Regions from separate parts of the Homo sapiens genome. Here region 1 is linked to region 2. The links are chromatin loops, found by intact Hi-C in ENCODE. Cell type or tissue: dorsolateral prefrontal cortex. All regions are shown on one strand. Each heading gives the region's core, and the rest is flanking DNA. Links, peaks and the distances in the headings are about the cores only.

Region 1 (16,578 bases), core at 6,923-11,922, 300 kb before region 2:
CTGCTGTTCTAGATGGCTTTTATGTTCTCAGCCTCCCATGCAGTTCAGCAAGTCCTGTTAATTTTATTGCCAAGATCTGTGCAGTACTGTGCAGGTTACATGGATTAAAAAAAAAGATGTGTCCAGAACCCATCTGCCCTCTCAATTTCCACTCACCTCTTTGTCCAGGCCACCCTTCAACGGTCTCCTAACTGGTCCCCCTGCTATTCCTCAAAGTCATTCTCCCCATGGCAGCAAGCATGATTTCCTTAACACATAATTTGGATCACATCACACTGTTATTTAAACCCTTTTCTGATGAGGGTCATGTCTTATTTATTTTCATCTCTGGATGTTTTGGAATCGAACACAAATGTTCATCTTTACTGAAATATAAAATACGGAGCTGACTCCCACTTGTAGTTTCTTTACTCCTAGTGTGTCTGGTGTAGAAAGGGAGATCATAAGCTTCCAGGCTCTCCCCCAGCACATTGGGGCCAGTGGCCATGCCCCCCACCTCCCTTCAGTTGCTACTCACATTTGGTGTGCCTGTCACACAGGGCAGATGCCCGCATGTCACACAGCCGGATTGTCCCTTTGCTGCTGCTGTACACGAAGGTGTTGCAATGATGGGGGTGGAACTCGGCTGCTGTGATCACCTCCGTGAGCTCCTCCATGTTGGCTGGCTTAATGTCCACAATATCTGGCACAGACGAGTCAAGGAAGGAACCAGGAGAAGGAGGCAGGAACTTGGGGAAGGGGAGAATTAGCAATGGCACCATCTTATATTAGTAAAATATGTCAACATTTGCTATGCACATGGTAGATCCTCATCATAAACTTGTCCCAGGCAGATGAGGCTCAGGAACTTTAAGAAAATAGCCCAGGGTTACCCAGTAGTCAGAGGCAGCATTAGAACTCAGGTCTCTTGACTCCTCATTTGTGTTTTATCCTCTATAAACATGTAAAAGACATCCACTCATGACCAAAGTTAACTGCTTGTGCAATCAGGCTAAAATGTACCAAGTTGCAAAGATTTTGCTTCTCATTTTATAATAATGATTAAGGTACTGGTCCTATTATAACCAAATAATTCATTTTATCTGATTCCTTAATGGATTATTGGGCTGATAAGTGATATCTATAATAATAGAGTGCATATCTTCTTTCATGAAATCCCTAAGCCCTTCTTTATAATATGTTGATGATAATAATAATAGCTGCCACCAATAATGGAGCACTAGCTATAGGCCATTCACTGTACAAAGCATATCATGTACTTTATCTCATTTAATCCTTACAAGAACTCTATATAATTAGCGTTTTCCTTATCCTCATTTTTTCAGGGGTGGAAACGGATGCTCCATGTGCATAAAGAAACTTGCTTCAAGTCACATGGCTAAGTGACAACACTAGGATTTCATCCCAGGTGCAAAGTCTGTGCTCTTTCATAATTATGCAAAATTTCTCTCATGTATGATATATAAGACTTCTAGTCTCTGTAAGTTGTGATCTGCTTTTCAGCTTGTGAGGGAGTTTTTAAGTATCAGAAACAAGCCATCCAGTTGGAAAGTTTTAGGGTCCCGTGGAAAATATCCTTAGTTTTATCATCTGGGTTTTTTTTTCTCAGTATTTCCCTTTCTGATCAAGAATTATACCTCTATTTTTTAAAGACCATATCCTTGTATATTGGAATGAAACATTTAGTCTTTTATTTATGAAGGTGACTCAATGAAAATAAACCCCTTCACTGGGATGTCTGGCATGAGTGAAGGAGTGGGTTTGTACAGATCTCTTCACACCTCCACCCAGAGCTTGGGGGATCAGGACACAGAGGGGCCGAGGTACTGTCTGAGGACCCAGCAACATCCTGCAAAGAACAAGCCTTGTGATGTGGATGCTGTTACACAGTAAAGCTGACCAACAGGACTCCCACTTTTCCTAGATTTTCCTACTCGTGAGCCACCTTTGTGATTTTTGCCCTATCTGTGCATCATCAGATAGTACTTTTTACTTAACATTTTTCTTTCAGATCAACTTTAAATTGATTCACTTTTTTCTTTACTTAGCTTTATCTAAACAGTAACCCAATGTTCATAAAATCATGGGTTTAATAAGGTAGCTACATTTTAAGTAATATGCATAAAAATTGACATGTGATAACTGCAAATGCGTGTGCCAGGAGTTTATGCACCACATTTTGGACAACAATGTATTGAATCAACAAGCAATAACTTGATATAACTGCCCCATTAGACTGAGATGGATGAAAGTCTTGTATGCTTTTCATTAAGCTAGTAGCATAGTCCCCTCCTTAGAGTTTAGATGCGGTACAAGCAAATGCACTGATATTTTTAGTCCCGCTAGCACTAACAAAGTAATCATCTATGATCAAACATCACTATGCTCCTGCTACAACATTCCAACATGCAATTTGTTGCAACAATGGCTTTGTATTTGGTTGTGCCTCTTTCCCCTTCATTATCTCTTATAAACCCTATTGGGTTCTTTCTAAAATTGGCATGAGACTGAGCTAACAGTACATGTTACTACAATTTCTCCTACCAAACCCAGATGCAAATATTACTTGGGTCTCCGGGGCATGTGAGTCTCCTGGATTCACAAAATACTACCCTTCAACTCAACTTCTGCCAGAGTTATAAATATGATTGCAGTTAGCATCACATGCTGTGGAGCAAGAGCCTGTGCCCCTCAGGAGGAGGCTCTAGGCTGCAGCTCCGGTGCTCTCTCAGCCACTGACCCATGCCCTGGGCTTTATGGCCATGACGTGGCGTTGGGTAAACGGAGGTTAGTTTTCAGCTGCTGTTAGATTTCCTCATCCTCCAGAGCAAGCCTTGATATCCCACTGTGCCTGTGAACATGTTTCTCTTTTCTCCAAATAGGGAAAGAAAATCTGGTGTCAGCTTTCTCAACCTCTACCAGTATAGCTCTGAAAACAAGCTGAACTGGAAGGGATCTTCGCTGTGTGGGAGGGGGAGGTGCTACAGCTACAGTTATTTTTTCCCACCTAAAAATAAAGCCCCAAAGTAAGAATGTGCAAAAACAAAGTGCCTAAACATGTCTATGAAACCAGGCACATCCTCCACCATCAAGGATGCCAGTGGGGCTGTGCCCACGAGATCTGCCCAGAGCTGCCATCTCTGGATCTTTCCTTCCTTCACTGGACCTTCCAAGCCTACCCACCACCCAGCCCTCATCCCCAAGCCATTGGCTTCCTATCCCCAGCAGGTCTCAGTCTTCCTTTTTGAGTAGAGGGCTTGTTTAGTTTGACTCAAAGGGGTTCCAGGGATAAACCATGATTATCCCTCTTTTTAATCACTGGGATGATGAAGTTAAGAGGAAGATATGGCCAGTTGCTAATGCTGATCAGGGGCCAGGCCTGCCCTGTGCTAACACTTTCCATGTGTTGTCCCCCTTGCCCCTCATCTCAGCCTTATGAGGGCAGGATTATTAACAGGTCCATTTTACAGCCGAGGGAACTCAGATAAATTACTCAAGGTTATGTGACACAGTGGGCAGAGCTGGGATTTGAACCCAAGCTTGTCTGACTCCAGAGCCCGGGTTCTTTCTCACCATGCCACTCTGCCTCCCTTGAGGAATGGCCTCACAAAGCTGGCCAAAATGTGACAATTTTGGTTCCTTTGAAAAGACCCCCAGCTAATCTGAGAGGGCAGCCCCATCTCTTCTGGCTTTAGGCTTGTGCTCTCTTAATTTACCTACCACTTTGGTGACTGCATTTTCCAGAATCAGAATTTTTATGTGCTCTAAGATTTTTTTTTTTTTTTTTTTTTTTTTTGAAGCAGAATTTGGGACACAAGCCTGATAAGGGATTATTTGGATTTTTACCTGCTGGAGGATTTGGTGAGTTCTAGAAACATTTGAGAGAAGTCTAGTTGCTAAAAATTAAGTGACTTATGGGGATGATGGGAGAGGATATTCAACATCTGTATCCTCTAGAAACCCAGGCATTTTCCCCTGCACAACTCTAAAGGGCGATCCATGTTTTCAGCATATGTAATTTTGCCCTTCATGTTGGGAGGGAAGGAGAAAGAAGATGAGCAATTCGTGGCTCCACGTATAATCTTGAAAATGGAATGATGCATTTTGACAGTCACTTTTATTTTTTTTAATCCTTTAGAGCTCTCTATCCAAATTATTTCCCTGTTGTCCCAAATAACTAGATGGCAAAAGCAAAACAGAGCATTGAATTCATGGCTAATATACAACCCCGACAGCCAACAGATTGCCATTAAATTAACCCTGGGGCTTGACAGATCTGTTCTTCTTGACCTGACTGCTTACGGCATTTCTTATTAATGCTGAGCCCAGGCAAATTACATCTGCTAACAAAAGGGGTTAATCTGGCTCTCTGCTGGGACTCTGGAGGCAGCTCTGAGGACAGGAGGGGGCATAGCCAGCTTGGCAGCTGAGCTCCATGCTTGGAAGGCAGAAGAGGGGAAGGTGAGGGCACCGCTGTGCCAGGCAGTGGCCTAAGGCATCATTTAAAATAATAATTGAAGACACCAGGAGGTCACTCCTTAAGGGATCCACTTCAAACAAATGGGAAGCCAGAGCCACAAATGGTTCATCAGTGTGGGATGAGGGAATGGAGAGGGTCATGGCAGGATGGTAAGAGGTAGCATGGGGGCCATTCAAACATCATTTCCTAATCCCAAGTTTAGAAAAAGCTTTTTATGAAAACAAAAGTCCAGCATGATATTAGAAAAAGATTGACAACTTAAATAAATATACAGAACAAGGAAGTGATTAGATGAATTTTTATATATCTCATTAAATTGTTTTTGCAGTGAAATTTCCAAGTCTGTAAAAACCATAGTGCACAAAATTCTAACAACAGTTTGATGATGTCATTTAAAACTTATACTCTGAAAATGATGAGCTAAATGGGAAGACACTAAAACATTAGTGATAGTTCTATCAGGGTGGGTTTACGAATGGTTTTTCTTTTGATTTCAATGATCAGCACAATTTCCACATTTTCTTTTAATAAAGTTGTATTTCAGGCTGGAAAAAATCTTAGGGCCACGCATGGTGGCTCGCACCTGCAATCCCAACAAGTTGGGAGTCCAAGATGCGTGGATCATTTGAGCCTGGGAATTTGAGACCAGCCTGGGCAACGTGGTGAAACCCTATCTCTACCAAACATACAAAAATTAGCCAGGTGTGGTGGCATGCACCTGTAGTTCCAGCTACTGGGGAGGCTGAGGCAGGAGGATTGATTGAGCCTGGGAGGTTGAGGCTGCAGTGAGTGGTAATTGTGCCACTGCACTCCAGCCTGGGTAACACAGCCAGACCCTGTATTGAAAAACAAAACAAAAACTTAGGATACTTTCCATACTTATGATGTGTACTATTTTGGGTAAGGAAAGTTAGGTACAAAGTATATACAGTCTGACCAAGACCACGTAAAAGATATTACACACACACACGAGAGAGAGAGAGAGAGAGAGAGGGAGACAGACAAGGGCCCATTCACTCATTTCTTTCTTTGTGTATTCTATAAGTGTTTCCAAAGAATCTATACCCTGCCAGTACTCTTCTGGGTGCAGGAGATACAGTAGTGACCAAAGCAGGCCCCAAGCCCCCCTGATCCATGGAGCCTATATTCTAGTAGGGAACAGTCAATAAACAAGGTAAATGAGTATTATACACAGTATATTAGGCAGTGATAACTACTAAGCAGTAAAAGCAGGAAAGGGAGAGAGAAATTATGTCTCTATATGTCCTAGATTGAATAGAAGGAAGGTTCTTGGCATTGTATGTTCCCACTCATAAGTGGAAGCTAAGAGGATGCAAAGGCATAAGAATGACACAATGGACTTTGGGGACTCAGGGGGAAAGGGTGGGAAGGAGGTGAGGGATAAAAGACTACAAATTGGGTTCAGTGTATACTGCTTAGGAGATGGGTGCACCAAATTCTCACAAATCACCACTAAAGAACTTACTCATGTAACCAAATACCACCTGTTCCTTAAAACCTGTGGAAATAAAAAATTGTTTTAAAAAGAAAAAGGCATATGGTATAATCCCAACTATATACAAAATAAAATAGTCTGTGAATATGCCTGATATATAAATGGATAGAAAAAAGTGTGAGTCCATATCCTAAACTAGGCGAGCTTCCATAAGGACCATGCAGCAAGTATTTTCAGCCTTTTGGGCCTTTGCCACCGCTATTCAACTTTGCAGTTGCAGCAGGAAAGCAGCCATAGATAATATGTAACTGAAAGGGTGTGGCTGTGTTCCAACAAAACTTTACTTACAAAAACACTTTGGGATAGATCTGGTCTGTGGGCAGTTTGCCAACCTGTTCTAACCTTTTAGCAGAGTAAGAGGTGAATTGTTTATTGCTAAAGTAATTTACCAAAAAATAACTTGTATTCATGTATTATTTGTATTAAAAATAATATCAATAAAAGAATATCGTAATGCAAAAAAAAGTGGATTAGGAACCTGAACTTCTTCCCTTAGGAAAGTTTCAAAAAAAAAAAAAAAAAAAAAAAAAAAAAGAAGAAGAAAGATTCTTGGGTAAATCAGGAGTTTTAAATTGTTTTTGGCTTTGGCTTTTAAAATTTCTTTTATTTCCCCCTGAACCCACATTGTTGAATTAGCTAGCATTAAGTTAAAACTGTGATGCGAATCCAATGTATAGACAGCAAAATTGGTAGTAAGATTTTTGGTCATTTTATTTTCCCCAAATCTCTACAATGAATACATATTAAACAAAGAAAACAATAAGCATTAAAAAATAGCAGTTTCCCTGGCTTAAAATCATCTGTGAGAGAGCTGCGAGACCAGGAACCTCATCTCGATGGGTAAAGTTTGAGATAATATTGTGAAAAATACAGTGATTGTAACAAAATGGGGACCAGAGATTGGGATTCAGTTTTGATTCTATCTCCATTTTGCTAAGAGAATTTGGGAAAGTCATTTTATCTCTCTGGGTTTCCATTTCTTTGCCTATAAATGGGTGTAACCCTATCAGCCTCTAAGAATTTTGATTATTAAACAAGATAATGGAAAAGATAATTTAAGTGGTTTTACACTGGAGTGAATATTCCTTCTTCTGAAGGAAGCACATATTTCTCCAAGGATAGGGTTTATATGCATTGCCTTTGTGAGGTGACTTTCATATGCCTCTGTCCCTTTGCTGCTGATTTTGCTAATACTGACATGCGTATTTCCCCAATTCCTGTCTAAGCCAATGGAGGATAAGAGAGCCAAGTAGGACGCTTTTCTGCAGGGCTGAGTATTATAAACATTGGCCAAGCTGAAGAGTGGAATCTATGTTTACCAGGGTAAAGTACCCACATTCAAAAGCAGCTGAGGCTTTTCATATCCCACTTAAAGTCTGCCAGTACTGAAGGTAGAAAATAGTAATATCTTTGTGTGAACACAGCGTATTTGTTTGATGAGTGTGATTTCCTTTTAGGGACATGAGTTGCTTTGAGATCTTTTTCCCTTTCCATGGTCTAAATTTAATCTTTGGATATTAAGCAATGATTATGAAACATAAAGATCTTATTAGCTGAAAGGACATGTTGCTTGATGATGAGACACTGGAAATCTCCAAAGAGGACTCCAAGGGATATTCCTCTCTTAAGAGCTTAAAAAAAAGTCAATGTGTAAATATTCATGGAGTGTTTGCCAATTCCTAGGCTCAATATGAGGAGACTGACAAAGAGACACATGGTGTCATATTAAATATGTATTGGGCAGGGTGAAAGCCACTGAAGCAGCAACAGGGGAGAAACTTGTACTAGACCCCACAGTTCCCCTGGAAGCCTGCCTGGCAGAATCCCACTGAATTAAAAGGAAGCTGCTGTCCATGGTAGTAATGAGTGCTAGAACCTGGAAGCCAAGAGTTGAGGCTACCTGGTCCCTTAATTAGGGAATCGACTCTAACAGGGCTTCAGCTTGGTTGACAAATAAAATGAAGCCACTGTACAGGGTTGTTAGGACCAAGGTCAAAGTTGAAGTATCCCTAGAGTCCAGCTGGCTTCTCCCAGATAAGTCCTCTATCTCATATTCAGAGACTGGACTTCTGAAAGGTGAGGCTTCTGCTACCCTTCCCAGCCTTGCTTACTCCATGCTCCACTTCACTCTCTGGGCTTCAAAAATAGTGGCCTTCTTAGAATTCCTCCAACATGTCATACTCTCTCCTGCCACAGGACCTCTGTACACACTGAACACATGTCTCCACACCTCTTTGCCAAGTTAGTTCATAGTCTTCCTCTTTCAGATCTTAACTAATTCTTCAGCAAAGCCTTCCCTGGTCTATAGCAGGATTTTTAAAAATGCATTCATAGAACCATATTCCCTGTCTTCACAGAAATTATCTCAGTTTGTAATTATATACTCAGTGTATTTGATGAACATTACTCTGAAAGCGGCAAATTTGTTTTTTCCCATTTTCATGCCTGGCACAAACTAGGTGCTCAATTTATCATCGTTGAGGGCTAGTCTTTATTTTTACTCGATATGGGCCTATTTAATAGATCCCATGTTGGACAAGGTAAGAACTCAGGTCAGTTCATTCTTAGTCCTGCAAAAAGAGTTCAAAGGATTCTAGGTATACCATAGTTTTCATAAAGAAGCAACATCTTTTAATATAAATTTTCATTTATTGCTATTGTCTCTTGCCCTAGAAAACTACTAATCTATTAATGAGTTGTTATAGTCCTGATGTAGTTAGCCTATTAAGACGAAAGTTTGACTGCTTATGTGGGAAACTGTTACACAAGACAAGGACAGACTGGCTATGGATGGAAGGGAGAGAATTCATGACCAGTTATCATGAGGTTTAGAAATGCCTTGCTCTGATCTGGTGCTAAACACAAGGCCCTAGACCTCAGAGTTCCTGAAAACATTTAGTAACTAGGGGGCAGCATCTTGCAAAGGACACCCAACTGCAGAACCAAAGGAAGAGTCTAGAATTGAAAAGACAATCCAGATAATAAAATTAGCAGAATAAAAGCTACCATTCTAATGTTCAACTTTTCTAGTTTCCTTGTTCTCTCAATAATTATCATGATTGTGCTAGTCCTGTTTACTGAGCATTTGCTTAGCAAGGCACTACCCTAAATGTGTGCGTGCGTATGTGTGTGTGTGTGTGTTTAATTTTCATAATCCTCTCGTGATAGAGCTGCTTTCTACAGATGAACAAAATGAGAAATGGAGGCTTGGATAGATTAAGAACATGTTAAAGCTTATACAGCCAGAAAAGTGGTAGGGCTGGGTGAGACCTCTATCACTTGTTGGACTCTGAAGCCTGAGTTCTCAACCGTAATGCCAAAGTCACACCAAATGCCAGTCACAGGAAGTCATGACTGTTTTCTAACCATATCTCCAGATCCCTTGTCTCACTATTTACTTAATGCTTTACATACACTTACTTTGTAATCTAAATAGATTTTGAATATCTATGAAATTGTAGGATATGATGGTTATGTTTTTTGACGTTCACTATTGCTTAGAAGCACATTGCTTACCATCCCCAGTAGTAGCCACACTATGCTTTGGGAATCCCAAATTATTCTATCCTGAACCATGTTTCTTCTGTCTCCTTTGTGAATAAGGGGCATTGTGGAAATGAGACCTGCCTGGTGGCTGGTATTTTTCTGAGACTGTTTTGAAAGATGGCCGCTTCCTACCCCAGAGGTGGCTATACTTCAGTGATGAGAGGCTCAGTGCTTAGGGCGGTCTGGTTGAAAAGAACTATATAGATATCACTTATCATCGTTCTCATGATGACAATGATTATTTTACATATGGCTGCTTTAAGGGTGAATGGCACGGTCTCATTTGTATGCCAGCATCTGGCAGTCTGTCACACATCTGCAGAATATAACCTAAACTGCGCTGTTAATATTTCCCCTTTGCATTCTCCCCAAGGCATCTGTCTCCCAAAATGCCTAAAGAAACTCCCCTCCCCCTTGAAGGCCTAGAGGCAAAATTCAGAAAACATGTCACCTAGACTGGGGAAGCAGAAGCTCAGAGTGACAGCCAGCTGAGCCTGAGCAGATTTCTGGCTCTTGGAATAGATGGAGAGAGAAAAAGGGAACCACCACCCACACTCATTCTATTAGCAGCTGCACTGCCAGGCAAAATCTGTAGGCAGGCCCAGACAGCATGTGGAGTCTGTTCCGTGATCAACAAAATATGCCAGGCATGGTCCTGATGGTCAGTTCTCATTGTCTCCAAATATATCTCATAATTGCCACTATCTGATTAAAGCTGCCTTCCCTGAAAGCCCTTGGAGACGGTTGAGTGCTCTCCATGGTGGAGACTAGCTAGCTGTGTACCAAAACCGGGTCTTTTTATCCTGGGCACACAGCCAGACTACATTTCCTAGGCTGCCTTGCAGTTAAGAGTTAGCCATGTGGCTGAATTCTAGCCAATGGAATGCATACTTTTTTAGGGCATGGCTCAGAGGAATCTCCCACTTGTGATCTTCCATGACCTTCCCCTTTTACAGTCCTGCTATAAACATGGTAACATTGGGGAGCTGCAAATGAAAGAGGCCCGAGTTTCTGAATTACTGATTGGAGGAGGCTGCCTGCTGATGGGGATCATCAATATTAGACTTCATACGAAAATAATCTTTTATTTGTTTGAGCCATTATGGGGTCTATTCTATAAACGAACCTTCAGAGCTTTACTATAACTCTTAAAATTAAATTTCCAGGTTAGATTTTATGAACTGTCTACTGGATAGCGCTACTTTGATGACCTACTATTATTTCGAACTTGACAGGTTCAATAATTTTCTGTATGTCAGAGTGTTCCACGTACTGGAATACAGCAATAGTTCATACAAGGCCCTTGCTCTTGTAGAATTTACATCCTAACATGAGGAAACCAAAAATACATAAGTAAAAAAATTTCAAATCATGGTAAGTACCATGACAATAACAGGGATAGTGTTATTGGTAGCTACTTAAGAGTTAATGGGAAAGAGTACCTCTGGGGCCTGAAGTGACATGTAACTAGCCATGTGAATGCTGTGGGCAAAATATTCTAGAAAGAGGGAACAGCAAATGCAAAGAATGGAAGAATAAGGTTTACTTAGGAACAGAAAAGTGATTAGTTGGCTGAAATGAAGTGAATTAGGGAAGCGTGACAAGACTGGATAACAAAGATGGAGACAGGTTCCAGATCACGCAGAATCTTATAGGCCAAGTTAAATAACTTGGATTTTATTCTGAGTTTAGTGGGAAGCTACTGGAATGTTTTTTATCAGGGAAGGAATGATATTTGAATTACATGTTGAAGGGTTCGTACTGTATAAAAGAGCAAGAATGAATGGAGACCAGATGAGATTATTGCAGTCACAGTGGTGAGAGACAACAGTGGCTTATGCTAGTGTAGGTAGGTAGATAGGGATATATGCGTTGATTTGACATATATTTTAGAGGCAGGGCTCATGGATAGATGGAGTTAGAGTAGGGGAGGCTGGTAAGTGGAAGAGAAAACTCCATATTGATACCTAGGTCAATTGTTCAGTTACCTGAGTTGTTCAGTGCCATTCCTCATAAATCTCATGCCTTAGGTTTGTGAGAAATGGAGCACATGATAGGTATTCAATAAATGACCAATTTTTACTATGAAATAGAGGGTCAACATAGTGGGGGTGAAAATACTGGCCCAGCTATTCAGCATTTTTTTTTTTTACCTTTCTATATATTTTTTATTTTTATTATTTTTTTGAGATGGAGTCTGGCTCTGTCACCCAGACTGGAGTGCAGTGGTACGATCTCGGCTTACTGCAACCTCTGCCTCCTCAGTTCAAGCGATTCTCCTGCCTCAGCCTCCCAAGTAACTGGGACTACAGGCGCCCGCCACCATGCCTGGCTAATTTCTTTTTTGTATTTTTAGTAAAGTTGGGGCCTTGCCACGTTGGCTAAGCTGGTCTTAAACCTCTGACCTGAAGCAATCCACCTACCTAGGCCTCCCAAAGTGCTGGGATTATAAGCATAAGCCACTGCGGCCAGCCGACTTTTCTATATTTTAATTAAACAGGAGATAATGATACTTACATTATGGGGTTGTTTTATCAAATATGTCCTTGGGGGTAGAAATTATTAATATAAAGAGGCATGATGGGGGCTTGAGAATTGTTAGCAAAGTTCTGTTTCTGGATGTCAATGCTGGTTATAGGTGAGTTCAACCTCTGAAATTTCATCAAACTGTATAATTATAATATGTATACTGTACATTTTATCAAACTGTACAATTATAATATGTATACTATACATTTCATCAAACTGTACAATTATAATATGTACTTTTCTATATGCATAATATACTTCAATGAGGTAAAAAATGTAATACTATAAAGTTCCCATTGCAAGTGCTTGGAACTCAATAAATGTCAGTCACTATTATTTTCACTATTATGAGACAATGGAAACCAGTATGTCTGTGGTCCATGCTGTCCATACAGATTTATGAATCCTTTAACAGAGAAAGAACCTGAACTCTAGGGTCTTATCCTATTGTTGATAAAATCACCTCTAATTTTAATTCGTGACATATAAATGCCTCTGTATGAAGGAATTGATTCAGAGTCCCAATCCAGAGCTAGCCCTGGCCTCCCACTTGTAATAACAATATTTCCCTAACTTTATTGTTATGATTAAAGAGTCTCATAGGTGCCAGTGTATTTTAAAAGGGGCAAGTTCTCCGCAAATGCTAGGTGTTGCATTTCTATTCCATATTTTCTCCCAGCCCACTCGCACCTGAATACTCTTAATTCAGGCCAGTTGATTCTTGATCACAAAGAAAGGATACTAAAACTTTGATTGGTTATTTCAAAGTTCCATAGGTTAATCCTCAGGTCATCAGCGGACATGTAGGTTTCATAGTCGCTGTTGACAGATATGGAGTTGATGTGATATGTGTGTGCGTTGGCAAATACTCTTCGTGGGGTGGCCTCCACCATCAGGTCCATGGGTCTCAGGACAGGCACCTGGGATGCAAGAGAAACAAATCACTTCAGAACCAAAGATCTTCCATAGGAAAAGAGTGTGCATGCTAATATCATTTATTATCACACACAAAATAATAGCCACATTGAAGAAACTCCAAGTTAGAGAAAGAAGAGGCTAATAACGAATCACACACTGTTCTTGTTCCATTCTGTTCCTCCTCTTTCAAAAGATATCACCATCACTTAGCCCTGGTGGGAAATTTCATTCTTTATAAATTCTAAACATTTTTCTAAGCCCCTCCAGGTAGCCTCATCTCAGGGGAACTTGGCTTCCATTGTGGAGTCATTACCTTCCAGAGACATTGTTCTATTTTTTTTTTAAACATGAAATCTATTTAAAAAAGGGAGTTGTGGGAAAATTTTAGAAATGTCTAGTTCAACTTTAATCTAAATTTATCTTTTATGTCTTTTCATCTCATGGCTTTGGAAGCTATACCCCTTCCTGGCTTTGTCCTTAATCCTTAAGGGCATTTTGGGAAACTTTAGCATCACCCAAGACTCTAATCGTCCAAATTCAGCCACTAATATATAGGGAACCCAATGACATCTGACTGAGAAAATCTTGGTTTATATTTGTCTTAGAGTGCGAACCAGGTAGTGTCCACTTTTACATGCAAAACTGTCCCAGTTTGAACATTAATGATATGGTCACCTTACTGATACATAAATACTTCTCAGTAAGTATTTGTTGAATGAGTAAGAATACATGATTAAATGATTTCTTTCTGGTGGATCAGAGAATCGGCAACTAAATAGTTTCCCACACATGACCGTCTTTCTGGCAAATGTGAACAAAGACCTATCACTCTTCCTCCTTTGAGTTCTGGGTGAACTGGCTACAAAGAAAGAGAATAAGAACACTAATGCCTGAGAGGGAACAAACTAAAAAAACACCCAAGACAGACAAAACCCCACAACACAGGTGTGGTCACTTAATAGAAACAAGATAATAAAATAACCAAAGCTATTTTCTTTTCAAGCAAATCATTTCTTGCAACTGAGCCCCGACTGATTTGATACCAGGTGGTAGATTAAGACTTCAACTTCTGGATTGGCTTCAACCCAGGTGGCGAGGAGAAGAAAAACAAAAGTTAAATTTTCTGAAGTGCAGTCACCTCACCAACATAACCTTTTAGAAAAAAGAATTCTCCCAGTTCAGACTTGAGGGACTTTAACTCACCTATGCGGGAGTTTTTAAATCAAATCAATGATTCAGAGGAAACACAGAATTCTAGACAGATGTGGTACTTGATAACCCAGAAACCACAGGTGACTTGAGGTGTGGCTGTAGAAGGGTCAGGGGTCCTCTGAATACTAGGAAAGGAAAGGGAAGGAAAGTCTTTGTGGTCCCCCATCCCAATTACGGATAAGGGCCTATAGATTAAGTGTGTGTGGCAGCGAATGGGAGACCAGGGTTCTGATCAGATTCACCACTAACCAATAGGCTATGAGGTCTGGGCAACTAACCTGCTCCTCCTAAGCTTGAGCTCAATTGCACTGTCTGCAAAACAGTGACCATGCTCCCTGTGCTCTCACTATCGCAAAGGGTGGTTTGGGGTTTTGTTGAGATGATCTGACCTCCAATGCATCCTCCTACCCACTCTTTCAACAATATTTACTGAGTGCCACACAAAGTCCTGGAGTGTTCAACTGGTAAGCAGAACCAGACACAGGTCCTGGCATCATATACCTGTTCTTGTCAGGGGAGATAGACATAATTAAAAGGGCTAGGTGCGCAAAAGAGAGGATATACTGCCAAGAGGGATTTAACCTGCTCAGGGAGAACTGAAGAGGCTTCCCTGAGAATGTATGTATTGGAATGTGAAAGATGGGTAGGGATTTAACCAGGCCAGGAGGGGAGTGAAAGGGAGAATGTGTCTGAGGGATGTGCAAAGGTCCCGTGATAGAGGTGAACAAGGCAAGAGTGAAAAACTGATAGGTCACTGTAGTTGAGACAGAAGTAGTGAAGGGAGCTATTGTGGGAGATGAGGTGACAGGCTAGGTAGGAGGCAACACCCCCCCCCAAAAAGTTTTGCCATTATTCCAAGTGAATAGGGAAAAAAATGAAAGGATTTGCAATGATTGTGATATAATCAAATCCAGGTTTTGACTAGATCAGTCCAGATGTACAATGGAAAACAAGTTAGAGGAAGAATGAGGTAGAATTTTTAAAGTGAAGATCATACACTTTTGGACATCAACTAAGGGCATGCCTGAGTTAAGGCATTGCGATGGATAAAAAAGTGACTTTGCCCTGAGAAACACTACACCAAAATATTTATTGGGCATTTTCTCTGTGTCAAGTATTCTTCATACATAATCTCAGGTAATTCTTTCAAAAGCTCTGTGAAATAGGTACTCATACAAACAGAAAACTCAGGCAGAGAGAGGCTAAGTCACTGGCCCAGGGTTGCCCAGCTACAGGAAGCATAGCTAGGTTTAATTCGGGGACTGGAAAGTGAATGTTCTTTCCACTGTACCACATCACATTGAAATATCACACAGGGTAGGTATGATAAATGCTCTGAAAGTGACATAAATTGCCAGGAGAATTTATGGAATAACTAGTGTTACTGGTAGTTATAATGGTAGTGGTATTCATAGTAGTGTGGTAGTTAAGAAACCTCAATTAGGTGTTGTAGGTGTTCATGGTATTTGAACAGGGCATCTATTTTTTCAGAAATGTGTGCCATGCTTTTATAGTTTGTCACAAAGGAGCTCCCCACCTGAAGCTTGTGGTTGCTACCTGGTTCCTCTGCCGTCAAGAGGTACCAGAGCTCAAAGCAGGACCCCAAGGGTCACAAAAGAAATGGAATCTGCAGGACTTCCTGTGGCTCCTCCTAAACTCTTCCCCGGGCCTCCTCAGTTACCGTGCATTGTCTGCAGAGATTTCTTGTGGCTGTGGCGACATGGGAGGGAGCATGCAGCCAGGAACAAGAGGCATTACAGAGTGGGAGCTGCCAGCCCACAGCTTCAGCTTAATGTGATGGGCCTGCCTGCTAATTTAGGCTGACATATTCCATGATGTACTACTTAATGGGGAAGGGCTCCGTGTAGGTATCTGGGGATGGAGCCTCTAATGCTTTGCTCAGATAAGACAGGGGGGATGGAGAGCTGAATGCCGCTCGTGGTATTCCAACATCAGTCCCAGGCCTACGTCAAGGCTTGTCTGCTGCCCAGTGACTCCCCTCACAAGGAGAAAGAGGGAAGTTTGGTGGTTCAAGCAGGACACGATGGACCGATTAGGAAACCACATTGCGACTGTGTTTTTCATCTGCTCTGGCCACATTCTCCCTTTAAGGCCAGGCAGGAAGGAGATCCGGACACTATTCCCTGAGTCAGGTCCACAGTCAATTGTTAAGGTTGTCTCTGGAAACATACACGGAGAGCTTCTTGTGCCAGTCACTGAGTTTAGAACCCCTGACTCCCTGCCCCACCCAACTCCAAGGTGTTATCTCCTCCAGCGCCCTCAGTAACCAACCTTCCAAGGAAGATTCCTCTGTTTGCCCCATTTTACAGGGGAGGTGGGGGGAGGTGGAGTATCCAGTCCAATGTCACACAAAGAA
Region 2 (16,578 bases), core at 7,305-12,304:
ATATGCAGAGAGACTTGAACAAAAGTTGAATTGAATTTACATACTTTGAGCACTCTGTAAGCAGTTAGCAAGGGCAACTGGTCCCAGAAGCTTGTGGGTGGAAAGGAAAAATTTTACTGGGCCAAAACGTAAAATTGCTTAGATTGAGGTACCGTATTTCATGGATTCCAACACACTATTGATTATAGGGTATGCTGTTATTAAACTTGAAGTGCTATCAAAAAAGAAAAAATCCTGTTCATTAAATTATAGCACAATATAAACTCACTATCTATTGCAAGATGTACTCTGATTTCAGATATATTAAATGTGGAAAAAAATGTGTCTTTAAAGAGAAAATGCATGGTGATGATATTAACTCCCACCCCAAATGGTCAGAAATTCTAAAATGTACTGATTCCCTGGTTGACATGAGAGAAAATGAGAAGTCTTACACATTTCTGGATGGCAATTTGCCCAACAACCTAAGCCCAAAAGATTCTGCAAACTCTGACCTAGCAATTATATCTCTAAGTCTGTGGGTTCAGTTTTTCTATGTAAAAAATAATTAAAGTTAAAGAAATACTAATTTAAATTTAAAAAGTTACATTGCATTTTAAAAATCAGGTAATAAAGTATTTGTTATAAAATTACTCCTGTGAAAAAATATATTTACATTTCATGTTTACATAGGAATTAAAATCTTGAATGACATATCAAAATGTTGACAGAGATTGTCTGGATGAAGCAATTTTGGTTGATCATTTTTATGTTCTAATTTTTCAAAAATTGGAAAACTACTGGTTAGATAATAGCCTTTTTTTTTTTTTTTTTTTTTTTTTTTTTGGAGACAGAGTCTCCCTCTGTTGTCCAGGATGGAGTGATGGAGTGCATGGAGTGCAGTGGTGTGATCTCAGCTCACTGCAACCTCCACCTCCCAGGTTCAAGCGATTCTCCTGCCTCAGCCTCCTGAGTAGCTGGGACTACAGGCGCATGCTGCCACACCTGGCTAATTTTTTGTATTTTAGTAGAGACAGGGTTTCACCATGTTGCCCAGGCTGGTCTCGAACTCCTAAGCTCAGGCAATCAGATATGGGCCTTTAAGTAGACAATACACATGTGAATATTGGAAAATTAACTCCCTTGTCTTAGCAACTTTATTTTTTATGAAGTAGGCTCCTGAATCTTTCCTGTCTCATCAATGAGTCTGTCCAGGCTCCAGGTGGTTCCAACTGAGGCCCTGGTTAAAAGGGTGTGAAGATTATTTGATTCCCAATTGGAAATACAGCTTTATCACCTGGAATTTTCCCTTAAAAGTTGATACCTAAAAGGAGAAAATAAAAATAAATACTTCTACCTCAGGGTACCAGAGGGTCTGGGGAATGAGATCTTTATGATGTAATCTTAGTCTGAGGCAAACTGTGAGACCCTGAGCACATGCAAGTCACGTTCAAGGTCCTGCGAGTGGGAAAGAGGGTGATGAGCAGAAGTCAAGCTTAGGCTTCAACTTTTGCCATCGCTTAAATGGTAAATCCTCCATCTCTAAGAGTCACACTGCTACAAATTCACAACTTTTGTTTTGTAAGTCATTCATAATTCTTCATAAATGTTTTTTCTAAAAGACAAACTTTTTGGTGGCCTAGGCTCCACTTTAAGGGGAAAATGCAACACTGACTATATCTATTTATGAGGTGAACTGGACCTCCTGCTTCATAGAGGAAACATTTTTGAATGGTCAAACATAGTATTCCTGCTTGAATAGGAAAAATTGTAACAATGCATTTGGTATTTGTATTTTATCCCCAAATTAGTGAGTTGCCTTTTTGACATTTTTTTCAAGGTAGCTTTATATTTATGTATAGCTTGCTTTTAAAAAATAAGCTGTTCTTATACTTCCCAACATTATATACCTAACTGTTCCTTAATTTAAAGCTCAGCTCATGTACAAGTTTTATTTTGCAATCAAGTTTTATTTACTTGTTTATAGAGTTTGGCTTGTCATTGCTTTTTGTCAGCTCTGCAAGGTTTGAGCCATTTGTAATCTTTGAATATTTACATAGTATCTATCTACCTACACCTATTTTTTATATAATGTATGGCAGTTGTAACCTAAAAGAGTAAAACAAAGATTTCAAGTGCCATGGAAGTCTAGGTCAAGAAGAGATGAGTTAGCATTTGGTGAACAAAAGTATTCTAGTGGGCATCTACTGTCTGTCTTTCTTGCATCATTTTCTTCTTTCTCTGGATAGCAGAACTCCATGTTGATCTTTCCACTCCACTTTGTCTTAATAGAGCTACAAGTCTCAGAGCCCTGCCCTCCTGGCTGCAGATTCAGGCCTGGATGATTGAAGCGCCACATCTACTTGGCCAGGATAGTTGATTCAAATGTGAACATCTATTCCAAATCCAACAGAGAACTTCTCTGGAATATTTATATATGGACACAGAGAAAGGAGAATTTTTCTCCCTTTTTTGCTTTCATTTTGGATTGTGAGCCATAAGAATGCCAGTCAGGAGTTATACCTACTTGTTCTGGCCAGATGGAAGAAGTCCAGATGGAAGAACATTTGCTAGGGGAAAAAAAAAAAAACATAAGGCTACTGCCCAAGGAGAACATATCTAAAAAGGGAGCACAGTGACACATATTTAATGAGCCCTTAGAGACTGAATGCCACCTCTACCCTTTGATTTCCCAACAAAATCCCTTTTCCTTTTCTTCGTATAAACTTGATAGAATTGGGTTTCCGTCATTTGAAACTGCCCAAGTGCTTGACTAATCCTTGGCCCCTTAGTTATCTTCCAAATCACACTAGGTGCATACATATCCTCCCCATGCATCCACAGTTGTCTGTGTTCCACTGAATTCTCTATCATATGAGCATCCAAACAGGTATGATTTTATTAAATTAGTATCAGTGTAGTTACTCTAAAGAGAATATGAGTGATTTCAGCCTAGTATATTTTCCATAAGCCGTAGCCTTCTCCTGGAAGTATTCCTTGTTGAATAGTTCTTTGCCCTAGTGTTCAGACTTTAGTACTGGACTAGGACATTTGTCCACCGCTGGTGCATTTAGAGCCTCGATTTTACATTGCTGAAGACCTAGCACAATCAGAAGGAATGAGTTTCCTGGAGACTTGTCTTCTTTGTTCTCAAGATTACCAAAGGCCATTTTAGAAAGAAAATGATTATGAGGCTACATGAAATGCAATAAGATTTTATAGCAATCAAGCCTGACTTTGGAAGGCAGCTGGAAAACAGGACACTCCTCCTCCCACCCTTTCTTCTCCCCAACAAATGCCATATGTCTGTTCACAATGCATTCTGGCTAACTGCTATGTGGTTGACCTTCGATACTGAAAAAATACCAAAACACTTGGGACCTAATTTTCCTTTCAGCTCATTGTTATAGTCACATTTAATATGGTTGAGGGAAAACATGAAAATTATGACAAACCGGCCTGAAATTCTTTAAGGTAGTCCATCAATAAGACAGATCTCTGGATAATTCATAATACTTGTGATGGTTCAGAGAAGGAGGAGTCTTTGGGGCCCTTGAAAAATGATGCTTCTGTTGCTTAGGGGTGTGTTCAGAACCACATCAGCATTTATGTCATCTGTAGAAAAACTAAAAAACATTAGGTTGGTGCAATTACTTTTGTGCCCACCTGATAGAACCTTTCCACTTCCTTTTTCTATGAGCAATTAATTCAATTTCAGATTACTATATTGGATGCAGAACAGTTAATAGAGGAGTTTGCTAGTCCATGTGTGGCATAGCAGAATGAAGAGACTTTTTATTGCATCTGTATAGTAAATGAAATTTCCTCCCCAAATTAAAATAGCTTTTGTGTTGGTTTCTTAGGGCTGCCATAACAAAGTCACAAACTAGGTGTCTTAAATGACAGGCATTTATTCTTTCACAGTTCTGGGGACTAGAAGTCTGAAATCAAGGTGTTGGCAGGGGCAACCACCCTCTGAAACCTGTAGAGGAGAACCTTTTATTGCTTCTTCCAGCTTTTGGTGTTTGCTGCCAATCTTGGCATTCTTTGGCTTGTAGATGCCTCACTCCGGTCTCCGCCTCCCCAGTTGCATGGCCATCTTCTTCCTGAGTGTCTCTCTTATGAGTACAACAGTTATATTGGATCAGGGCCCACTCTAATTCAGAATGATCTCATTTTAACTTGATTTTTCAGATTACATGCGCAAAGACTCTTTTCAAATAAGATGACATTCTGAGGTGCTATGAGTTAGGACTTTAACATATTTTGGAGAGAACATGATTTAACCCTTAACAGCTAAATTGTTGCCTGATTGTAAAACTAATACAATTAGTGAAAAAGAGAGGTATAAAGAAGAAATTAAAAATCATCTAGATTCCTCCCACCAAAAATAACCATGTTAACAATTTGGTGGATGTCTTTTCAAATATTTCTCAAAACAAATGTTCTTTTCTTATACCGTCAGAAATAAGTCAAGTTCAAGGACAGAAGCAGTTGAAGATGTCTACAGTTTTGTGCAAATTATAACAAATGATGCTGTGATGTGTCTTTCTTCTTTCACTTTTTAGTTGCACTTGTGCAATTACTTCTTTAGGATAAATGCTTAGAAATACAATGTCTGTGTAGAAGAAAAATATGCATTTTTATACATATTATCAAGTTATACACTAGAAAGAATGGAGTAACTCCATTCCCACCAATAATGCATGAGAACTCCTGTTTCTCCCATCTTCTTTGTCCTTTAGATTACAAGTATTAGTATGATATATGTTAAAAACTTTAAATTTATGAATATTTCTATGTTCTCCTATGTGAAATTCTAAATCATGGCATTTCTTTATTCTTAGGTAATAAATGTGAATCCATAGTTTTTTTTTTTTTGAGATGGAGTCTCACTCTGTCACCCAGGCTGGAATGCAGTGGCATGATCTTGGCTCACTGCAAGCTCCACCTCCCAGGTTCACACCATTCTACTGCCTCAGTCTCCCGAGTAGCTGGGACTACAGGTGCCCGCCACCACGCCTGACTAATTTTTTTTGTACTTAGTAGAGACAGGGTTTCACCGTGTTAGCCAGGATGGTCTCGATCTCCTGAACTCGTGATCCGCCCACCTGGGCCTCCCAAAGTGCTGGGATTACAGGCGTGAACTACTACGCCCGGCCCAAATCCATAATTTTAATCTAGTATTTTCACACTTTGATAAATTTCTAATTCTGACCCATCCACACATGTTTTTAGTACAGGGTATGGAATTGCAATCCAGAGATTCTGATTGAACTGAGTTTTATTTCTTTATTAAGTCACTCAAAATTACATTGTTTGGGAATGTGAATGGGAAATTTAGTGTGTTTCCTGTTTGCCTTTCCAAGAGATCAGTTTCATTTAATCAAAGGCCTTGTACTAATTCACAGAAAAATGCATACTCAAAAAGTAATCAGGGACATAATGTTGAGCCATGGTAATAAGCAGTACTTTTAGCTTCAGTACTCATAGTTAATTGAATTTATCAACATTCTTGCTGTAACTAAACCCTTTTCTCTCCCATTCAGCCCATGAGGTTGTAAGAAAGTAAATGACATTACAGGGTTAATCTTGACTCCATTTTAATGTGTTTTCTTTAAATTGCAATCTTGGCACATTTGGGCCTTTTGATTATCAGTAGTTGAAATTACTTGCCAACCATCTTTCAACTCTTTAGAATGGACTTGATGTTAAGACCCCTGGTTTAGAGAGGCACTCATTTTTTTTTTTTATAGCAGAAAGGCATAAGCTCAGAGAGAAGTATTCTTTCCCCAGAGAAAATCTGTAAGGAGTTATATGAGAGGATCCAAATCCAGCTTACTGAAACAAGCACTGTTTTCAGATAAAATGAAGACAATATCCCTTCGTATCTCTTTCCGTGATCCTTCACATGGATTCACTATTGAGGAACACTTGCTCCCAAAATACGCCCTTCTTCACACTGGCCTTTTACTGCTAACTTTGTATTGGATTGGTGGGTGATTCTGTCTATTCTTTCAGCCTCATTGACATGTGTTCAAGGAGAGGCAGCCCCAACACCTTGTCTCAAGTGGATGACATTTCCTGTCAGTAACTTGCTATTTAGCTACAGAGACCAGCCTCCTCATCCTTATCTCTTTAAAGGAGTAAATGAATACAAATTAAAGTTTTAATCTCAGACTGTAACATCAATAGTATTTTCACTACAAGTAGTTCCATAATGGTCTCATTACTGCTCCTAAGTGCAATACGCTGAGACGTCTAAATTGCCGATTGCCACTACATATATTCTTTGAGAAAAGGTATCCAGGTAACCATGGCAATTGTGTCTCCAGGCAGGATGGGAGTGGGGTGGGAAACTATTTCATTAATTGAAGGGAAGAGATTGAAAAGAGATTTTCAAGCTTTAGATCAGAGAGAGAAAGAAAGAAAAGGTAGATCCCACAACCTTATTTTGTTTTCATTATTAGATTATGCAACCCAAGGAAACGCCAAACGATTTGAAAGGTTCAGAGAAATCACAAGATTAAATAACAGCAGCATTCTTAGCCTTTCCACATTATTACAGTGGTTGACCTGTACCAGATTTTCTTTGGCTGGGTTTTATATAGTTTGATTGAAATTCAATATATCTCCTGAGAAAGCAGAATTGTGTCCCATGATTTAAAGAGAAAAAAAAAGGAAGAATACTCACAGGAGCGGGAAGACTGTGTAGGTGGTATAAGAGCTCTATTTATTTCAAGTTGATAGCACCTGAAAAGGCTGATTTTATCAGTAAAATTCATTTGCAACCTTGCTTCCCTGCCCTTCCTCCACCCTTGGTAGTCCTCAACCTTTAAAACAATTTATTAAAGGTAAAGAAATACTGTGATGAAAAAAGGGCATCTAGATAATAGGGAAGAAGAAAACGAATGTCTGATCTGGTCTCTCAGAGGAGTCTAATAGTTTGTTTTCATTGAAAAGGTATGGCAAATTAGTGATTAGATCAGCTTCTGTTATTTAACCAAAGATGCCCTCTTGTAACTTACTGTGTTGACTCTTTGACAAATATGTTCTAACTTAAGATTTGCAAAACCCTCATTTACACAGATAGACAAACTGACTTCTAGTATACGTTAGCCATAGTTGGGGAATTATTTTTCAAATTAGGCCAACATACAGCACTTTAATGACCCATGTTAAATCTCTGTAACTCCTGATGAATACCTGCTTTGTACTTCCTACACACTATACTATCTAGTTAATTCAGGAAGAAAAATAGAAGACATTAGATGCAACTATTACCAAACAGGGTAGTGAGGACTTGGATATGTTCTTCAGGTTCCTTCCTCAAAATTTAAGTCCACTTTTCATCAATCACTGGGAGAGGCAATGTAGGAAAATTTATTTACAGAAATGAGGAAAGCAACCTAAAACTGGGTGGATAATTATTAACCAAATGGATTTTATTTTAAAACAAACATTTCTTTTCTGCCAAACAGATTTTTATCTTGGAAAGCAAATACTTTTCCAGAATTGGGCCAGAAATCATGGTCTGAATTGTAATAGTTGTTTGGGCACTGTCCAAGTCCGATATATTGACTACCTTGCTCCCCACTGCAACCCAGAGGCTTTTCGTAACAAGAAGCTAAAGTTGTGCTGCTATAGCAGCTGCTGATGATGTTTTTTAAGGGCTGTGTGCCCAGGGTGCACCCACTGGAGAGGCAATAGGAAATAAAAATAGCAATTTGTTTTCCTAAAGTTTAGAGGACAGTGGGGGAAAGCATTTTCAGCCTTGTCATCAGGGATAACATAGTTTTATATTGTGTGCACATAAGTCTAATTTTTGAAGACAGAAAATCATTGTGTAAGGCAATTCGATTTGAGAAAGAATGTTACTGATGGTATGCAAGAAGAACCATTGTTTCCAAGAATGAGCTGAGACACGTGTCAGATCTTTCTAATAGCCAGGTGTTACTATGGACCCCTGCCTAATGGTCAGTGTGTCGTCAGCTGCTGGCAACTCTTACCTTATAAAGACAAATATTGGGATTGTGCAGAGACTGAAGTGTGACCAGAGGCTGAGTGAGATTTGTTACATTTGGGCTATCGATTCTAATTCACAATTTAGTTTTTGAGCCAAGCCAGCCGTTAGTCATGTGGATTCTATAAAATGATTTATCTAAAATCTCTTTATCCCTGTGTTCCCTTTTAACGCTGTAGCCGCTTAAGCAACAGCTTTACACAAAAGGACATACAATTAGCTAGTAGCGAGTATAGCCCAACTACCCCTGTGCACACTTCAGCAATCAACTTGAAGCAGTACCAGATGAAGAGAGACAAGTCTTTTTTTCCCATCTTTCAAAGGTGGCTCTGATATCTGTCTTCCCCCTGTCCCCCCACCACTGCTTGGAGTATGATAGGACAACAGCAAGAGCTCACATGCCAAGTGATGCTTGAATTCATGGTAATTGCTCCTCCTTCCAAGTTCTGGGGTGTAAGTTAGAGTCTTTCATTGCAAGTTTCATTTTCAAAAGGCAGTGCAATCAATAGTGTTACTTTTCTGAGTCCCAAGTCTGTTGCTTAGTCTCAGCATCTCTGATGACTGTGGGTCTATTAGCATAAGCTAGAACTGTAAGTGGTGAATATTTTTATTATCTAAAATTACACTAGAACTGTTAGGCCGAAAGATTACAATTTGTCACTGAATGTGGATGTATGGAGAATTGTATGTAGAGTATATAAAATCTTTTCTATGTCTAATTTGCATTGCAAATTGAGAAGCTAACCAGAGGTCTTGAGGAAATAACATAAATAAAACATGGCTTCACTACTGTAAATGCTCAATTCATGCCAGAGGAGGCCGAAGCCATTACAGAAGGATTGTTTCCATCTAAACAATTCCCATCTCACACACTTCCCTTCTAAAGTGGCTGCCAATAGGACGGGAATTGGGTGGTTGGGGTAGGGGTGGGGGTATCCGTTTAGACAGCTTTAAAAAATACTCAGCAGAGAAAGCCTGAGAGGGTGTTTCTCAAGAAAGCCAAAGTCAAGGCTCAATCCTGCATCTTGTTTTATGTTGAACATCCTCACAACTGAAGGAAAGACAGCAACCTGCTCTTCAGTTTCAGCCCCAAGGAACCAGAGATCTACACAAGGTCAGTAATCAGACAAAGCTCATTACTAAACGTTTAGGGAAAAATTCCATAATATGAGGCAGATGCCTTGGTTAGTTTACAGACAACATTCAGGATCTCTCAAAATGTGAACTTCAACTTCAGTGGATATTTGTTATATTTCTGCACAGCATTTATGCTCTCTTCTTGTGACAACAGCACCCCAATTCTACTTTGGGGTCTATCTCTTCATTATTCTACCTGCATGTGCTTTGCGCCTACTTCATAATTTCCAAAGCCTGAATATGTGGTTTAGACATCTGTGCAGTCTGCCCTCTAGTGATTGGATCAGGATCAACAGGGACCAGCACGTGACTGAAATCTGGTCAATGAAATTCATTTCCTGTTTTTTCTGGAACTGTTGGAGAAGTGGACTGTCTCAGTCGCTGAGCTTGGTGCTTTGTGTAATGAGATGATTGAGGCTTGGAGCTGCAGCCAGAGAACAGAGCCAATGGGACAGAAGCCAAGTTGAGAGGCCAGAAGAAAGACACAAGGTGCCTAACTAAACATATGGTTTAAAGCCTTATATACCTGGGGCCAGCCCTATTTTGTGACTGCTTGATGAGGCAATACATTCTCTTGTTGCTCAAATCACTTAGACTTTCTGTGAGAGATCTAACGGCCATATGCACCTTTCTCACCACTGTCCTTTCACATCTCACCATCTACCACTTCCTTCTTTGGAGCCGCTGTAAGTGAACTTGGCTTAGCCATGCAACCCTGTGTTCTCATGAGTCCATGCTTTTGCTTATGCTACCACTTCATTAGGAATGCCCTTGCGTTCTCTTCTTTTCCTCAAGGCGAAATCCCACTAATCACCTTTCATGTTCAACCCAATCACCTTCTCTGTAAAGGGATTCCTAATGAAGTGGTAGCATAAGCAAAGGCATGCACTCATGAGACCACAGGGTTGTGTGGCTAAGCCAAGTTCTCTTCATTCATATTTTTCCCCTACTCCTCTCAAGGCAAAATTTAAAACTTGCCATGCTGTGTTCATATAATCGTTTCCCTTACCCTATAAACCCTTAACACTTTATGCAAATACTTTTTGAGACTGTCTGTCTCTCCCATGAGGCTTTAAGACTGGGGACTATGTTTATTCAACATTCAGAGGCAGGAAACATTGTTACGGGCATGAGCTGTCTTTGGATGCAGACTGCCTGGGTTTAAACACTGGCTCTGCTGCTTCCTAGGTGTTTGGCTTAAATATATTATCTACTCTGTCTGTGCCTTGGTTTCCTCATTTATACAACGAGGGATAATGTTAATACCTATTTGTCTTATAGGTTAGTTGGGAGGATGAAATGACTTAATGCATGTGAAGTCCTTGATACTGTTCCTGGAAGATGGTAAAATTTCAATAAATATTAGCTATTATTATTATATTTCTAGTTTCTAATAGTGCCTGATGTAGGTACACAAAAATATAAATGTAACAATGAAAAGAAGGCTTAAATTCTTTAAGTCTTATATATTAAGTAGAAAACAAAGGGAAAAAAAGAAATAACTTAATCTTTATAATTTTGTTTTCTTAAATTCATGTGTTCCTATGAGAAATCATGAATCATTAAAGGAAATTTGGCTGATTTGGGGAGATTTGTTCATATTCATTCATTTGGTGCAAAAACTTCTATTAAGAGGGCATTATGATTGGACTTGAGAGTTAAAATTAAGATAATATCCTTACTTTCAAGAGGCTCATGGTTTAGTAGATACATTTGACAGGTAAATAAGTAACTATAATTGAGTGAATGTGCAACAACAGAAGTATGCACACATACCATGAGGGCATAGAGTAATGTTTCCTGAAACTGCTGTACATAAGACTCATCTAAGGACTTTGCTAAAAATCACAGAATCTCAGAAAGGGCACCCATGGAGCTTCTGAAACACTGGGTTTGGGGTCATGTATCTGTACTTGTAACAGAACTTCATGGGTAATTCCTGGCATAAAAGACAGGATAATAACTTTTTGCCTGAATAGGTCAAGGAATGCTGCATGGTGAAGGTGATACATGTGCTAGGTACTTACAGATGATTAGGAGTTTGCTAACATTTGACATGAGTGGTACTATTAAGCTTCAAGAATAGTTTTTTTTTACAATCAACAAAGTGAAGAGACAACCAACATAATGGGAGAAAATATTTGCAAACTATCTATCCAACATGAGATTAATAACCAGAACATATAAGGAGCTCAAACAACTCAATGGGAAAAAAATCTAATAATTTGATTTTAAAAATTGACAAGAGTTCTGAATAGACATTTCTCCAAAGAAGACATACAAATGACAAATAGGCATATATAAAAGTGCTCAATGTCATTGATCATCTGAGAAATGCAAATCCAAACTACAATGAGATATCATCTCACCCCAGTTAAAATAAAAACCAGTTATAATGGTTTTTATCCAGACAGGCAATAACAAATGCCACTGAGGAAGTAGAGAAAAGGCAAGCCTCTTATGCTGTTGGTGGGGATGTAAATTAGTACAACCACTAGGTAGAACAGTATGTAGATTCCTCAAAAAACTAAAAATAGAGCTACTATATAATCCAGCTCTACCTAGCAGGTATATCCCCAAAGAAAGGAAATCAGTACATCAAAGAGCTATCTGGACTCCCATGTTTATTTCAGCACTATTAACAGTATCAAAGATTTGGAAGCAGCCTAAGTGTCCATCAACAGATGAATAAAGAAAACATGGTACCTATACACAATAAAATACTATTCAGCCATAAAAAAGAATGAAATTCTGTCATTTGCAACAACATGGATGGAACTAGAGTACATTATGTTAAGTAAAATAAGCCAGGCACAGAAAGACAAACAATTGAACTCATGGAGACAGAGAGTAGAATGATGGTTACCAGAGGCTGGGAAGGGTAGTGGGGATAGGAGTGGGGATTAATGGGTACAAAAATATAATTAGAAAAAATAAGTAAGAGCCAGTATTTGATAGCACAACAGAATGATTACTGTCAACAATAATTTATTGTACTTTAAAAAATAGCTAAAAGGATATAATTGGAAGGTTTGTAACGCAAAGAAATGATGAATGCTTGAGGAGATGGGCACCCCATTTATCCCGATGTGATTATTATGCATTGTATGCCTGTATTAAAATATCTCATGTACCTCATAAATATATATACCTACATTTTACCTGTAAAAATTAAAAATAAGGCAATCAGGGAACTTTGAACATGATAGATAATTTATGTTAAAGAAGTACTGTTAGCTTTTTAAAGCACCATTAAAAAAATGAATAGCTTTGCTGATATCACTGCCAAAGACAGAGCACAGAGCCTGACAGTTGTTCTACTTATCCAAAATTATGTCACATTTTTTAAAAAAAATTTAAGTTTCAAGTTGGCAGCACAGTGAATCACCTGGAAAGACCTTGAAATATGGTGACATTTGGGGCCCATCCCCTGAAGTTCAGGTTCAACTGCTCTGAGACAAGGCCAAACATCAGTACTTTTCCAAGTACTGACAGCTCTTTTTAATGCTTTTAAAAGGTAGTGAAAATAAATATACAGCCAAAGAGTCACTGTTTAGGCTGTACATAGTATCCCTAGAAAGACTCTAAGTGCTGGACCTAACATCACAGGTTGTATGCTCCCAGATGCCAAGACAGACCAAGTCTCTTGCTTGAATAAATGTCAAAAGAGGGTGACTAAAGTCATGGTATAATTTCCAAGGTTTACATGAACAAATTAATGCTGTTAGCACAAAATAGGATACAAACAACATAGGTATGCCATTTACCAGGTAATTAACAGATATATAAGAAATATTTAATTCTTAGTGCCAAAAATTTTCGGCAATATGGATAAAACACTAAAGGGTGTAAATACAGTCATCTTTAAATCCTGGTATACTATGATGGTATACAACCTCAGGTAGAGATAAGGTCAAGCATCTAAATTTGAGATTTTTCATGATTGAAAGACCCAGGCAAATGGCCCTTCTATCTAAGACCTCACTTACCACTTGGCAGTTCTTCAAATTCACTCCTGGAGATGAACTCCAGATTTAAATAAAGCATTATTTCTGAGAATGGTACTCTGGAATCTCTTTTTTGTTTGTTTTTTTTTAATATCAGCTTTATTGAGGTATAATATACAATAGAATGTATGCATTTTAAGTGTACAGTTTGATGGGTTTTGATAATTATTATACCCATGTAACCAGTAACCACCAACACAGTTAAGATATAGAACATTTCCATTCCCCGTTTAAAGTTCCTCATGCCTTTTTTTTTTAAAAATTAAGTTCCAGTGTATATGTGCAGGATGTGCAGGTTTGTTACATAGGTAAATATGTGCCATGGTGATTTGCTGCACCTATCAACCCACCACCTAAGTATTAAGCCCGGTATGCATTAGCTATTTTTCCTGATGCTCTCCCCCATCTCCCGACAGGTCCCTCCCAATAGGCCCCAGTGTGTTTTTCTTCTCCCTGAGTTCATGTGTTCTCATTGTTCAGCTCTCACTTATAAGTGAGAACCTGAGGTGTTTGGTTTTCCGTTCCTGTGTTAGTTTGCTGAGGATAATGAGTCCAAGCTTCATCCATGTCCCTGCAAAGGACATGATCTCATTCCTTTTTATGGCTGCATAATATTGCATGGTATATAGGTACCACATTTTTAAAATCCGGTCTACCACTGATGGGCATTTGGGTTGATTCCATGTGTTTGCTATTGTGAATAGTGTAGCAATGAACCTATGCATACATGTATCTTTATAATACAATGATTTATATACCTTTGGGTATATACCCAGTAATGGGATTGCTGGGTCAAATGGTGTTTCTGGTTCTAAATCTTTGGAGAATCGCCACAGTGTCTTCCACAATGGTTGAACTAATTTACATAGAATCTTTTTTTTTTTTTTTTTTTAAAGCTCCTCAGTGACTTAATGTAGGTGATCCACCCTGGCATTAGAGGATCATGGAAATTTATAATCTTTGGCACTTTTGTAATGCTAAGATTCTACAAATAAAATTCTACGTATATGAGTAAACTGAAAATATTATTATCATGATCTTCAATATCTTCCCATGGGAGTAAAGGAATAACTCTCCCTTTCTTTCTTGCCCTGTTGATTTTTTAAATCCTTTTTTTGGGATGACCAAGTCCTTTGTAATGATCACTTATTATTACAAACCAAGATAAACAACACCATAAAGTACTTGTGGTGATTTTTTTTTCTCCATCCATTCACTCTTTTTGACAGACAACAGCATCCTGCTGGGGCACCTCTTTTCCATCACTGTGTGTGATCTTAGTGAGGCTGTCAATCAGGATGCCTTGAATGTGATCCAAGTTAAAATGATCACGTTGTCTCTCTCAAGACTTTGGGTATTGAGCTGAGCTACACAAGGATGGGGAAAAAAAGTTGGGGTCGATTAATTCCTGGAATAGCTTTCAGATGGGACAGTCAATTGGATACATAGACACCCTAGCTGCCCAGTTCCAACCCTTTCTCAGCTAGATTTTCAATGTGCTGAACTACCTATGTTCTGCCAACAATGTCCTGTTTTGCTAGCTTTAGCCAGGATCAGTTTCCGTTGCTTGCAACTGAAGAACTCTATAAGGTACAATGTTATAAGAAAGGCAGTAACACCATCTGTATAGTCTGGAACCGCAGGATCTGGTCTGGTGATAGATTATAGCTAAGGTCAGTGGAAAGTGTGAGCGAGTGAGATTATGTGATTAACCTTGGCTGCTAGGTATGTGAGAGTCATAAGCTTTAGCAAATGGATGACCTGGATGGTTATCCACTTCAGACAAAATGTTAGCAAATGAATAGAAACAGCAGATAATAAGTGAGAGGGGTAGGGGACTAAAATCATAGTAAGTTTAGGCAGATAGCTGCAAAGTTTCAAAATAAAACCCATCTCTGAGGTTAACAGATAAAATATGTAAAAATGATAAACAATATTTAGAATCCCTGGCTTCACAAGCCAAAAGCTAAATGGCTGATACTCAGTTACATGCCCTCCTGCTAATCAAAACAGAGCACTGAGTTATAAACTAGAAAGTGTAGTAAGAAATGCACATGAATCTGCATCTGAACAAAACTACTGATTGTGAATAAATCTGCAACATGGCTTCTGATAAAGCATTTACTCTCCTCATTTGCTCGACCTGTAGCTGTTGCATTCAAAATACATACACATATACTTACACAGACATATTTATATTTGCAATTTATAATATGTCTGAAATGTAATACTCCAGTTCATTTGCAAGGTTGCTACCAAGGTATACGGGGTATAATTTTATCATCCAGGGCACAATGGATACACCAGCTCCAAACATAGAAGTCACTGAGTTGCCATATATTACTATAGAACAAGCATTTTATTTCAAACGATGGGAACCTCACATAAGTTAGGGGAGGAAAGGCAAAAATGAATTCAGTGGTGTTAATGGAGTTGGTCAAATACTTGTTATTTAAGTCACAAAAAGATATAAAGTGATACAAAACTGAATTTGCTAAATTATCAGAAGAAAATGAATCCCACCAAGTGAAGAAGTTAATATGGCAAAATGGCCAATGTTTATGGAATACTTAGCCTGTGTTAAACATTGCACTGAGCCCTTCAATAAACACAATCTCCATTAATTTTATAACAATCCCATGAAGTAGTTATTATTCCTATTTAACTGTTAAAAATAGGTTTCGGTGACTATCGGCTACTGAGGATGTATCCAATGCCAAACTCCTATGTAAGAATGCATACATCTAAACACAAATGTGGATATTTTAATAAGACATTCAAAGCCAGAAAATGGGTAGAGATGCATGAAAAGAGAATTGGTAGCATCAACTAGTTTGGTTGTTCACTAAGAAAGAACTGAAGTCTCCAGTATTTCTAAATTGGGATATGAATATCTACCAATTGGTATCTGTGAGGTAGACTTGGGGGGCAGGTGTGCATGCAATTTAATTTTCCCTATAAATACCACATTATGACAGCATTTCCCTGTAGAAGAGAGGATCACATAGTTTGGTTTTACCAAGAGACTTTTTTTTTTTTTTTTCAGTTTGGGGAGCCATCAGAGCCAGTCTCTCTCCCTCCTCCGAACCTCACTCCTGGAAGGTGTTTTCTTGGTATTAGTTCTCCAGGACCTCAAAATATATGAGGATACTTTAATACAACTACTGCTCTGCTAAAATGGAATGACTAACATTGAAATGATTCCCATGTCAGTTTTTAAGCAGATCAGTTGGACCTCCAGAAAATGTATGAATTGAAAAGACATGCTTCACTTAGAATAATAGTCTCCAATCTCATCCAGGTCAGGAATGGAAAACCAAACATTGAATGTTCTCACTCATAAGTGGGAGCTAAGCTATGAGGATGCAAAGGCATAAGAATGACAGTGGACTTTGGGAACTCAGTGGGAAAGGGTGGGAAGGGGGTGAGGGT

Evidence for each region. Hi-C counts contacts between places; a loop is a spot of excess contacts. Peaks named below come from ENCODE experiments on the same cell type or tissue, not always from the same donor. Only the 100,000 strongest peaks of a DNase experiment are listed, where the experiment ranks them.
Region 1: it touches region 2 in a loop (4-fold over the local background); 4 of 110 quality-filtered maps call a loop at or near these places.

Annotation. Positions count from the first base shown.
Region 1 is chr5:146,637,734-146,654,311 of GRCh38, forward strand. It overlaps PPP2R2B (protein phosphatase 2 regulatory subunit Bbeta), which reads right to left. Exons shown (of 10, transcript NM_181675.4): 6 at 12,814-12,991; 7 at 518-682. Among named protein-coding and RNA genes, the nearest start is that of PPP2R2B-AS2, 83 kb to the left of the region's middle. In dorsolateral prefrontal cortex, for the core only: a CTCF peak has its summit at 8,899; a DNase peak (open chromatin) is centred at 10,108; H3K27ac peaks cover 2,844 bases.
Region 2 is chr5:146,937,956-146,954,533 of GRCh38, forward strand. It overlaps a transcript of PPP2R2B not described here. Among named protein-coding and RNA genes, the nearest start is that of PPP2R2B-IT1, 27 kb to the left of the region's middle. In dorsolateral prefrontal cortex, for the core only: a CTCF peak has its summit at 9,402 (motif pointing left); no DNase peak of the experiment used is centred there; H3K27ac peaks cover 1,170 bases.